2 separate regions of the Homo sapiens genome follow, and region 2 is linked to region 1. Evidence: chromatin contacts called from ENCODE Hi-C or POLR2A ChIA-PET data. All regions are on one chromosome and are shown on one strand. Each heading gives the region's core, a stretch centred on a gene start or an enhancer-like site at or near the end of the contact. The rest is flanking DNA. Distances are from core to core; before and after follow the strand shown. Region 1 overlaps SERPINF2 (serpin family F member 2). Region 2 holds the start of RTN4RL1-AS1 (RTN4RL1 antisense RNA 1).

Region 1 (5,896 bases), core at 1,348-3,847:
CTCTCTATCGCCCAGACTGGAGTGCAGTGGTGCAATCTCGGTTCACTGCAATCTCTACCTCCCGGGTTCAAGGGATTCTCCTGCCTCAGCCTCCCGAGTAGCTTGGACTACAGGCGCCCGCCACCATGCCCAGCTAATTTTTGTATTTTTAGTAGAGACGGGGTTTCACCATATTGGCCAGGATGGTCTCAATCTCCTGACCTCGTGATCCGCCTGCCTCAGCCTCCCAACGTGCTGGGATTACAGGTGTGAGCCACCGTGCCCGGCCAATTTTTGTATTTTTTTTTTTTAGTAGAGACAGGTTTCACCATGTTGGCCAGGCTGATCTCAAACTCCTGACCTCAAGTGATCCGCCCGCCTTGGCCTCCCAAAGTGCTGGGATTATAGGCAGGAGCCACTGCGCCCAGCTCTGATTGGATAAAATTCCGTGCCAGGCTGTCTCAGGTGTGGCCTCTCTTGCTTCTAGCCTAAATGTGGTCCCCTTGGCCTGGGTATTGATCCCCGGGCCAGACAGCTGTGGCTGAGATGGCTGTATTTGTTAGCTTCCCAAGGCAAGTGTGACACAGAGCACAGCCACTTCTGCAGGGAGGAGCCAGAAGCCACTTGGGCAGCCCTCCTGGGAGGGGGCTGTGGGTGAGGCTGGCCCGGGAACGCGTCCTGGCTTCCCTGCAGCTCATTCTGAAAGGCCAGTCTGATCCACCTCCCCGAGGCTCCCCTTTCCTGCTTCCCCTTTCCTCCAGGCTGTGTCCTGCGTACTCTTCCTTCATCCTTCGTCTCCTTTCCTTAGGCCCCGTCAGCCTTTCTTGTCCTCAGGCCCTCTGCAGACAGGCCCAAACAGCCAGAACCCGGGGCTTATCCTCCCACGGGCAGGGGTTCTCCACACGGGTACTCTGCCTGGAACCCAAGGAGTCACAGCTGCAGGAGGCCCTCGAGCCCTGTGGTGTCCACACTGCTTTTGCTGCAGAATCCCTTCAAATCAAATCTTAATGGCTGGGCACGGTGGCTCACGCCTGTAATCCCAGCACTGTGGGAGGCTGAGGCAGGTGGATCACCTGAGGTCTGGAGTTTGAGACCAGCCTGGCCCACATGGTGAAACCCCGTCTCTACTAAAAATACATCAATTGGCCAGGTGAGATGGTGAGCGCCTGTAGTCCCAGCTACTCGGGAGGCTGAGGCAGGAGAATCACTTGAACCCGGGTGGCAGAGGTTGCAGTGAGCCAAGATCATGCCACTGCACTCCAGCCTGGACAATAAGAGTGAAACTCTGTCTTGAAAAAAAAAAAAAAAGAGGCTGGGTGTGGTTTACAGGCTCATGCCTGTAATCCCAGCACTTTGGGAGGCCAAGGCAGGTGGATCACGAGGTCAGGAGATTGAGACCATCCTGGCTAACACGGTGAAACCCCATCTCTTCTAAAAATACAAAAAATTAGCCGGGCGTAGTGGCGGGCACCTGTAATCCCAGCTACTCGGGAGGCTGAGGCAGAAGAATGGCGTGAATCCACGAGGCGGAGGTTGCGGTGAGCCGAGATTGCGCCACTGCACTCCAGCCTGGGCGACAGTGCGAGACTCCAACTCAAAAGAAAAGAAAAAAAAAGAAATCTTAAGCCAAATCACAATATATTTACACAGCTGGCAAAGTCACAAGAGGGAGGTGTGGGAGGGTGGGGCGGGCAGCACTCGGCAGTGGCTCACCCACAGAACCCAGCTGTGGTATGACAGCCAGTGACCCTGTCTGTGGTACATCTGGAGAAGCTGAGACAAAGACAGGCGATTCCTTACGCCGGGTCACACGGCCAGCTGGTAGCCGGTGAAGAGAGAAAACCACCAGGTATTATTGAGCACCGTCTGTGACAGCGGACACTGCTACAATGTTGTTTTTTTTCTTTTTTTGAGACGGATTTTTACTCCTGTCCCCCAGGCTGGAGTGCAGTGGCTTGATCTTGGCTCATGGCAACCTCTGCCTCCCGGGTTCAAGCAATTCTCCTGCCTCAGCCTCCCGAGTTGCTGCGATTACAAGCGCCCGTCACCACAGAAGCCCAGCTCATTTTTGTATTTTTAGTAGAGATGAGGTTTTGCCATGTTGGTCAGGCTGGTCTTGAACTCCTGACCTCAGGTGATCTGCCTGCCTCGGCCTCCCAAAGTGCTAGGATTACAGGCGTGAGCCCCCATGCCCGGCCACACTGCTAGAAACTTTAAAAGCATCTCATTCGGTTACGTGTCCGCCTGCAGTGGGACAGGTAGTATGACTCCACCCCACTGTGAGGAAGTGGAGGAGCAGTGGGGTCAGTCACACGCCTGGCAGGATGGCCAGGAGCCCCATTGTCTGCCTTAGGAGCACCTGCTGGCCCCACCCCCACTTAGCTTCGGGGCTTTCTGTCCTCATGCTCTTCCCTTCCCTTTTCTGTAGGTGGCTCATTTCCCCTTTAAGAACAACATGAGCTTTGTGGTCCTTGTACCCACCCACTTTGAATGGAACGTGTCCCAGGTACTGGCCAACCTGAGTTGGGACACCCTGCACCCACCTCTGGTGTGGGAGAGGCCCACCAAGGTCCGGCTGCCTAAGCTGTATCTGAAACACCAAATGGACCTGGTGGCCACCCTCAGCCAGCTGGGTAAGGAGGAGGGTGCGGGCGAGCCCCCGAGGTCAGGCTGGGCAGGGCGGGTAAGGAGGAAGCGTCTGGCTGGCAGTGGAGCTGAGTCAGAGCTGTCCTGTGTCCTGCTCTTTTCCAGGGCTTCGGGAGCGGGGAGAGGGTTGAATATGAGCCCCCAGACCCTCTGTCCTAGAGGAAGTTGGGGTGGCCCGGGGAATGGGGCTCTGCTTTGCTGCCCAAGACCTCGCATTGCAAGGAGAGTCTGGGTAGAGAGCCTGGGATGGCATGTGAGCCTCGCTGGCTTCCCTGGAAGGGGAAGGAGGAGAAGCTGGGGTGTCACACTGTTAAAGAAATGCTGGGTGGAGTGGCTCATGCCTGTAATCCCAGCACGTTGGGAAGCTGAAGTGGGTGGATTGCTTGAGCCCGGGAGTCCGACACCAGCCTGTGCAACACATTGAAACTCCGTCCCTACAAAAAATACAAAAATTAGCCAGGTGTGGTGCATGCTACTGGGGAGGTTGAGGTGGGAGGCCCTCTTGACCCCAGGTGGCTGAGGCTGCAGTGAGCCATAATTGTGCCACTGCACTCCAGCCTCAGCAAAAGAACTAAGACCTTGTCTCAAAAATAAAAATAAAGGCCGGGCATGGTGGCTCACGTCTGTAATCCTAGCACTTTGGGAGGCCAAAGAGGGTGGATCACCTGAGGTCATGAGTTTGAGACCAGCCTGGCCAACATGGCCAAACCCGTCTCCACTAAAAATACAAAAATTAGCCGGGCGTGGTGGCGCATGCCCATAATCCCAGCTACTTGGGAGGCTGAGGCAGGAGAATTGCTTGAACCTGGGAGGAGGAGGTTGCAGTGAGCCGAGATCACGCCACTGTACTCCAGCCTGGATGACAGAGTGAGACTCCATCTCAAAAAAAAATTATAATAACTAAAATAAATAAATAAAGCATCTATCCTTCAGCCATTTGCTAAGCAGCTGCTGTATTCCAGGCACTGTACCAGGTACCGGGAGCCCACCATGTACAAACAGCTGAGTCTAATGGGGTGGGCAGACGAGCAATCACATACTTACTACAGCATAAGCGATAAGACAGAGAGGGCTTCTCTCCAGCTCACCTGGGAGAACACTGAAAATGTACCTTGGTTGGACTTTAGAGCTGGGGATCAGGGAAGGCTTCCTGGAGGAGGTGGTGTTTAAGCTGAGTCTTGGAAACCGGATAGGAATGAAGCAGGTATCTGTGAGTTCAAGCTGTTCCCTGGCCAGGATCTCAGACACCCTCCCAAGCAGCTCCAGGAGCCTGTGAGGCCAAGGGCAGCTCTGACCAGCCATCTCTGGCCCTGGGCAGGCCTGCAGGAGTTGTTCCAGGCCCCAGACCTGCGTGGGATCTCCGAGCAGAGCCTGGTGGTGTCCGGCGTGCAGCATCAGTCCACCCTGGAGCTCAGCGAGGTCGGCGTGGAGGCGGCGGCGGCCACCAGCATTGCCATGTCCCGCATGTCCCTGTCCTCCTTCAGCGTGAACCGCCCCTTCCTCTTCTTCATCTTCGAGGACACCACAGGCCTTCCCCTCTTCGTGGGCAGCGTGAGGAACCCCAACCCCAGTGCACCGCGGGAGCTCAAGGAACAGCAGGATTCCCCGGGCAACAAGGACTTCCTCCAGAGCCTGAAAGGCTTCCCCCGCGGAGACAAGCTTTTCGGCCCTGACTTAAAACTTGTGCCCCCCATGGAGGAGGATTACCCCCAGTTTGGCAGCCCCAAGTGAGGGGCCGTGGCTGTGGCATCCAGAGTCCCTGCCTGGACCAGCCTCTCCACTCATGTGACTCTTTCCAACCGGCTTTGTGGCACTGGGGCAGGGGCCGGGGGCAGTCTGAGAGAGGCCATTCTTTCCCAACACCTCTTGGGGAGTTTAGGGTGGGGGGGGGGCGCGGCTGGGAGGAGGGCAGGCATCGGGGAGCCGGGAGCCTGACCCTCATCTTTCTTCCAAACAGGCTCAGAGGGTGTCCTGCACCGGGGCCTGGGCAGGAGGGAGGTGCTTCTAGTTCTGCCAGGAGACAGGTTAGCTGCTCCCCACGTCAGCTGGGACACCCCGACTTTTGTTTACCAGAGAAAAAGGGAGGGGGAGAGGGCTGCCTTTGGACTTGTCCCGGGACACCTAGGCTAGGGTGGGGAGAGACGGGCCCTGGTGGTGGCTCGGGAGGCGAAGCGTTGTCCTCAGCCCCGCGTGGAACTCGTGTCTGGCACAGCCTGGCTGTGGCCTAACCTGCCGAGAGTCCATCAGCCTCCATCCTACCCCCTGTGCCTTGTCACGCCAGACTTCCCACGGCTCCTCGAGATCCCAACACTGCCAGCATTTCCCTTCCTTCCTCTCCTGTCTCCCTCCTCTGCCCGGGAGCTCAGGAACCGAGGCAGGGAAGGATCCCATGAGCTCCTTAAGGCTCTTTTGTAAGGTTTTTGTAGTGATTTTTATGCCACCTGAATAAAGAATGAATGGGCCTGGCTGGTTTGATGTCACCGTTCTGGGCATGGGTGGGGACAAGTGAGGATGGTGGGGAAGGCAGGGAGGCGGCCGCAGGGTGGACTGTGCTGAGGAACCCTGGGCCCAGCAGGGGTGGCAGCCCGCGCAGTGCCACGTTTGGCCTCTGGCCGCTCGCCAGGCATCCTCCACCCCGTGGTCCCCTCTGACCTCGCCAGCCCTCCCCCGGGACACCTCCACGCCAGCCTGGCTCTGCTCCTGGCTTCTTCTTCTCTCTATGCCTCAGGCAGCCGGCAACAGGGCGGCTCAGAACAGCGCCAGCCTCCTGGTTTGGGAGAAGAACTGGCAATTAGGGAGTTTGTGGAGCTTCTAATTACACACCAGCCCCTCTGCCAGGAGCTGGTGCCCGCCAGCCGGGGGCAGGCTGCCGGGAGTACCCAGCTCCAGCTGGAGACAGTCAGTGCCTGAGGATTTGGGGGAAGCAGGTGGGGAAACCTTGGCACAGGGCTGACACCTTCCTCTGTGCCAGAGCCCAGGAGCTGGGGCAGCGTGGGTGACCATGTGGGTGGGCACGCTTCCCTGCTGGAGGTGCAGGGGGTCCACGTGGCAGCGGCCACCTGGAGCCCTAATGTGCAGCGGTTAAGAGCAAGCCCCTGGAAGTCAGAGAGGCCTGGCATGGAGTCTTGCTTCTTGCAAACGAGCCGTGTGGAGAGAGAGATAGTAAATCAACAAAGGGAAATACATGGTCTGTCCGAGGATGAGCTGCCGGAGAGCAATGGTGAAAGTGAAGTGGGGGAGGGGGCGGGGCTGGGAGGAAAAGCCTTGTGAG
Region 2 (5,896 bases), core at 1,457-3,956, 260 kb after region 1:
GAGAGACAAGGGCACAGGGCACTGTGGAATCCGGCCGCTGTGTAAGGCCTGGTTTCAGCAAAGGCAAGACAGGAGGCTGCTGGGAGGGTCAGGAGATGATGGTGGCCTGGGCTCAGGTGGAGGCACAGCAGGCAGTGGCGGAGGAGGTGCAAAGGGCATCATGGGAGAAGGGCAGGGCTTCGCGAGGCACGGAGGGTGTGGGAAGGGCAGGGGTCAGCTCTTGGGCTGGGGGTGGCTGGAGAGCAATGGTGCCAGATGCCATGATGGGGAAATTGCGGAAGAGGCAATTTCAGACACGCCGGGTTTGAGAGGCCTTTGAGGCCACCAATGAGGGCACTGGGGGTCGGTGGGCAGGTGGCTCTGGACATCAGAGGCTGGAGACGGGATATCTGGGGAGTCAGTCAATGGCCGGCCACTGCAGCCACGGCCGTGCTGAAAGCCCCCAGAGCCAAGCATGGCGCTGCCCGGGGAGGTGCCACATTGGAGAGGTGGCAAGAGGAGGGAAGCTGGCCAAGACGGCCGAGAGGGGCAGCCGCAGAACCATGGAGGCTGCCATCAGGGAAGCCGGGGAAGCAGGACGGCCAACAGGGCCGATGCCCCAGAAGGTCAAGGAGATAAGGAAAAGGTCTGTCGGGTTTAGTGTCAAGCCAGAGCAGTGACTGTGGATGCCAGGGAAAAAGCAGGGTCTGGCTTGAGGAGTGAGAGGTGAGAATAAGGAGTCTCCAAGTGTGGACAACCCCTTCCTTGATCCGGGCAGAGAGAGCCGAGCGGCCGCAAGGGGTCCGAAAGGAGGGGATGCAACACCCCATCAGCCGCAGGTGACAGAACTCAAACCCCTCGCCCTGTGGACAGCGGACAGTCCTCCTTGTTAACAGGCAACGCTCAGCACACCCAGTGGCTTCCTATATCCTGCTAGGAGGGACCACAGGGGACTCCAGAGCCTCCAAGCTGGAGGGGCGGCCAGGGTGGCACCGAGGCCAAGGGAGGAAGCCCTTCCCCCTGGGTCTGGCTCTGATCATGGCCCCCCTGCCCTGGGCTCTGACATTAGGTACCATTTGAAGAAACTCCTGCTATTGAAAAACCTTTGAAGGCCGGGCGCGGTGGCTCATGCCTGTAATCCCAGCACTTTGGGAGGCCGAGTTGGGAGGATCACCTGAGGTTAGGAGTTCAAGACCAGCCTGGCCAACATAGTGAAACCCCGTTTCTACTAAAAATACAAAAATTAGCCAGTTGTGGTGGCAGGTGCCTGTAATCCCAGCTACTTGGGAGGCTGAGGCAGGAGAATCACTTGAACCCAGGAGGCAGAATTTGCAGTGAGCCAAGATCACACCACTGCACTCCAGCCTGGGTGACACAGCAAGACTCCATCTCAAAAACAAAAACAAAAAACAAAAAAAAACTTTGAAAGACCATTGATCTAGTCATATTACAGATGGGTAAACTGAGGCCCAGAGATGAGGAGACATGTCTGGGGTTCTACTGAGTCCGCCCCAGAGCTGACCGAACACAGCCCCAGGGTGCCAGCTCCGTTGGTCTTTCCACAGCCCCACAGTTCCTGGAAAGGAAAGGGCCGTGACAAGGGCAAAGCCAGGGTTGCATACAGGGCTGCGGTGAGAGACGGAGTCTGGCAGCGTGTGATGAGAGACAGAGAGACGCAGCGTGTGGCATGCGGCACATGCCAGCGACAGGCGGCAGCAGGCGGGCAGGCGGGAGGCCGGGCTGCAGCGCCAGAGCATAGCCATTGTCCCCAGCGTCCGGCCTGCCCAGGTGCCCCTCACTGGCCATCAAGTGACCTCCCTCGGCCCTGCCTCCCCTGAGGCTGGCCAGCTGTAGACCCCAGGCCCACCTCCACACGTGCTCCTTCCTTCTCCCAGCTTGCTCAGACAAGCCCATGAATAGAACATTAAAGGCAAAACCTTCTAAAAGGAAAAGCAGCTCCCTGGTAGGAGTCACCCCACTAAATGTCAAATGCAGAGCAAGGCTTCTTGCCTTGTGCGCTTCTCACTCATGGAGTCACCTTAGCCTCCATATCCCCATCATCCTATCGCCGTATAAATAAATCATGGTCAGAAGAATGCCAATTTCCCCCCAGGGCCTCATGAATCTCTCAACATAAGCATATGTAAAGGCCCCCTTCACTGCGTGCTGGTCCTGGTGCCCAGAAAGAGATAGCAAATCCTGTGGGGATGATTTTGGAGGCAGAAGCAAACTTTCTACCACCTCAGTGGGCTGAAAGTTGGGAGCCCAGCTTTTGTCCTGATTTGGGAAAGACCCTTGCTCACGTAGTTGTCACCATGATGCCACTACCCTCTGGAATCAACTCAGTGAGCTGCCAAGTGGCCCATCGCTGGGGGCTGCAGTGGTCTGTCCCCTGGCAGACATGTCACGAGTCGTGCCCACCCACCCCCTGTGAGGGCGAGCCACACACCCACTCAGCAAGTGTTGTTCCTGACATGTGGCACACACAGCGCTGGCCTGCCCACTCCTGGGAGCCCCTGCCCCCACTGACTGGCTCACCATCGTGCCACGGCACCGAGCCCTGCCAGTGGACCAATGGTGTGGGTGCCAGCAGAGGCTCTGGTGCACTAGGGTGTCCTGCTCTGCAACAGTGACCTCTGCCACACACACTACAGGGAGCCTGTTGCATGCTTTGCCAGGTGTGTTTCTGTACATACACACACACACACACACACACACGCACACACACTATGGTACCAACTCTTTTGCTGTGCCAGCACAGAGGTCTCCAGAGCGACTCTCCTGAATCAGATAGCAGGGGCTGTTTGCAGTTTCGTTTCCACGCTTCGCTGACTGGTTAGACAGTGATCACAGGTTCGGAAGCACGAGCCTCACCACAGCGGAGGAGGCCTCCACTCTGAAGCGGGATTCCACGCTCCTGCACCCTAAGATCAGCTAGACTCTCTGCCTTGTTTCATCTTCTTTCTTTTCCTAAAGAATCACGGGGAGAACTGACCTCTCTGGGACTCAACCGTGGCTGGAAGGGGACAGGAGAAGCCCTTTCTGGAGGACAGCTGAGCCCTGCAGCTGCCATCCTGCCTGGCAGGCTAGGGCTGGGCTGCGGGAAGGCCCCCCAGGAGGTAGGGAGCACTACAAGGCAAGAGGGGCAGGTATAGGTGGTGGAGCCAGTGTGTTCCGGGGCTGTGCTAGCAAGTCCATCAGGTCACCCTGGAGGGAAGCCAGGGAGAGCAAACCATGGGGAGGGCTGAGATCCCAAGCAGAGCACAGCCCCCCAATAATCCATGGCCCTGGGCCCTCCTCAGGGGCGTGAAAGCAGGCAGGAGGGTTCCTGGCCCACTGTCCCATCTCTGTCCCCAAGGAAGAAACCAGGGCAGGAGACAGAGGTGAGGACTGTGTCTTCCAGACACCGGGGGAGAGGGAGTAGGAGAGGACATATGAGACAGCAGCTCAGGCCCCAGGAGTCCCAGATCCCAGCCAGAGAGGCTCCTGAGGAACCGCAGAGGGGAGTGCATAGGAACCACCAGCAAGCTCTGCGAGAAGCCAGAAATGAATCAGCAGCGCCCAGCGCCCCACAAAACAAATGTCAGAGAAATCAAGACAGATGGGCACGTGAGACAGTGGAGCACAGAGGTCCAGAGGGCAAGGGAGACGGTGGGCTTGACAGACAGAGCGGGGGCTGCATCCTGACTCAGCAGTGCGCCGGCTGGGTGGCCCAGGGAAAGGGACTCCAGCTAGCTATGCCTCAGTTTCCTCATCTGACACGGAGGAATGAGCACAGACGGATCCTGCAGGGTGGGGGTGGAGGTGGCATGAGATAAGGCGTGGAGCACACTCAGTGAGGCTGTAACAAGTGCTCAGTAAACACAAGCGGCTATTGGCAGCATGTGGACAGTGACGGGCAGGTGGGGAAGAGCAGGTTATTGCCTGCTGCCTGTTTCCAGCTAGCATCCATGTCTCCTCCCAGCAGGCTTGGCTGGGCATGCTCTGTGAAGCCCGAGGTGGCTGGGACTCATTCTAGTGATGGACACCAAGTCAGCGGGCTCCTCTCTCCAGTTCCTCGACATCCCTGGAGGCCCCTCTGCTCCTGCAGCCCTAGCCTTGGAGCTGATGGTTCCCTCAGTCTTCTCCAGGCCTTGGGGGGGGCCCTCACGCTAGGGTCCCTTCCCAACTCCTCTCTCTGTCTCATTTCTGCCCAGGGAGGTCCGGCCACTGCACCCCGAGGAAAGGGCTGCTTTCGGCACTCTGCGTGGAGGTCCTGGCTTCTGCCGTCCCTGGAGGCTCCGTTCCCGTTTCGCCAGCTATTTTGCTGCCTCGGCCATCTGTTCCCTCCCTGTCATCTCCTCTCTGCTTTAACCTTAACCACTACTTCACTGCAGATGGTACCAGGCAGTTCTGCTCTCGACATCCTTCACGACGCCTGGCCCTCCTTCTCATCTCCAGCAAGTGAACCGCTCTGTCCTTTTTAAAGCCTCATCCCAAAGACACGGCCAGAGCTTGGAGTTGGATTCGCCCCACACAACTCCCCCTCTTTGATGCCATCTGCTTTCAACTCCACCACTGGCCAGGGGCAAACACCTACCCCTTCCCCTGCCTTTTCCTCCTGAGACTTCTTCTCAAACTCGGCCAAGAAGCTCTCCTGGCATGGACAGCGTGTCTGCTCCGGGTCTCTACCTGGTCTCCATCAACAGAGCCATGTAACCGCCCAGAGGGCTCCAGGTCCGCAAGCTGAGGCGGAGGCCAGAAACTCTGAAGTTCACTCCTACTGTGGAGGAACGAGGGCTCGTGCTGGGAGTTTGGGTCATGAACAGTTTCCCTGTAGAAAATGGACCTGAACACTCTGCAGTAAGGAATTGTTTCCCATGCTGGCATGGTGGGAACCGAACCAAAACACATTTTCTATGTTGTCTGAGCTCACAGGGAACATCCCTCTGCTGTCCTTGCTGTTATTCTGGCATGCTGGTGAGAAAATGCATGCATGGGCTTTACTTAGCAACTCGCTCTGCCTCTCCTCTCTGTCAGGGCGCTCCCCTAAAATCTCTCCTCTTGACGTCTTTTTTCTGGCATAAGGACCCGGAGCTTTGAGGAGCGCAGCAGCCCAGAAGCTCCTAAGGAGAGAAGCTGTTTTGGTGAGATTGGTTCCACCAGGCTACATGCCTTGACTGGGACAGAAATGGGCTGGGAAGGCCGAAATTTGACTTCTGCACCTGGATTTGGGCTAAAAAGTCTCACAGCTCAGCCTCCTTGATAAGGGTTCTTCTATCTCCCCTCTATACTTCCTCTGCAGCAGAAAAGAGTATCTTGGCCGTGCAGGGAACGCTCTTCTCTCACTCTCGCCACTGGGGTTAAGGGCAGCTACATTACTATAGCTCCAAGTCTTGGTTGCCCCCAGAGAGAGGCAGAGATGTAGCCTGCCCACATCTGGACACTTGAAGACTCTCCAAACACCTAGAGGAGCTGTGGATTCAAGTGAAGCAACCATCTGATGCCACCACGGTCCCTCCTTCCCTTTGCCTTCCCTTCTTCCCACAAAAGAGAAGCCCAAATCCGCCACCAGACCAGCCCATCTGCCCGTGGAAACCAAGGGAACCAAATGCATCGTACTGGGTTGCAGGCCTTAATCTAGCTCTCGCTGAATTATTCAGGGATGGCATTAACTTATAAATGAGTGTGTTTGACTGATTTTGTGGTTGATGTACAGATAAAGTCTAATGAAAGACAGTTATAAGATTTTAAATTATTAATTAGACTGCCACTTAACAAAGCCTATTTGGCACTCTATTTTCTTGCTTAACAAGACAAAAACTTTAAGGAAAGGTTCTGTATTAGCCCAGAGGCTCTGGATTTGCATTCTGTTTTCATAGCTCTACACAGGAAAGCCACGGGTCCCGACCTTAAGTAGAGGCCACTTCTGGCAAAG

The links. A loop is a pair of places that touch in the nucleus more often than their neighbours do. ChIA-PET counts read pairs that join two places held with the same protein, here RNA polymerase II (POLR2A). Pooled maps may share reads with other maps.
Region 2: a loop to region 1 is called in a pooled map, with 2.3 times the contacts of the local background. The contact joins the promoter of RTN4RL1-AS1 here to the enhancer-like site in region 1. A Hi-C loop is called at or near these places in 1 of 50 pooled maps. POLR2A ChIA-PET finds 5 or more read pairs at or near these places in 3 of 52 experiments (CD8-positive, alpha-beta memory T cell, WTC11 and activated naive CD8-positive, alpha-beta T cell).

Annotation. Positions count from the first base shown.
Region 1 is chr17:1,750,179-1,756,074 of GRCh38, forward strand. It overlaps SERPINF2 (serpin family F member 2), which reads left to right. Exons shown (of 10, transcript NM_000934.4): 9 at 2,408-2,612; 10 at 3,944-5,087. The coding sequence ends at 4,356. Among named protein-coding and RNA genes, the nearest start is that of SERPINF1, 8.9 kb to the right of the region's middle. RefSeq lists an enhancer at 2,092-2,652. Within about 2 kb of position 2,598, at least 14 of the 41 ENCODE cell types and tissues checked have a DNase peak (open chromatin) inside an H3K27ac peak, as active enhancers do.
Region 2 is chr17:2,015,010-2,020,905 of GRCh38, forward strand. It overlaps RTN4RL1-AS1 (RTN4RL1 antisense RNA 1), which reads left to right and starts at 2,707. Exons shown (of 2, transcript NR_135642.1): 1 at 2,707-3,098; 2 at 4,176-5,697. The region is part of intron 1 of RTN4RL1 (reticulon 4 receptor like 1); the gene reads right to left. The region is part of intron 1 of LOC105371486 (a long non-coding RNA gene); the gene reads right to left. RefSeq lists an enhancer at 3,304-3,413.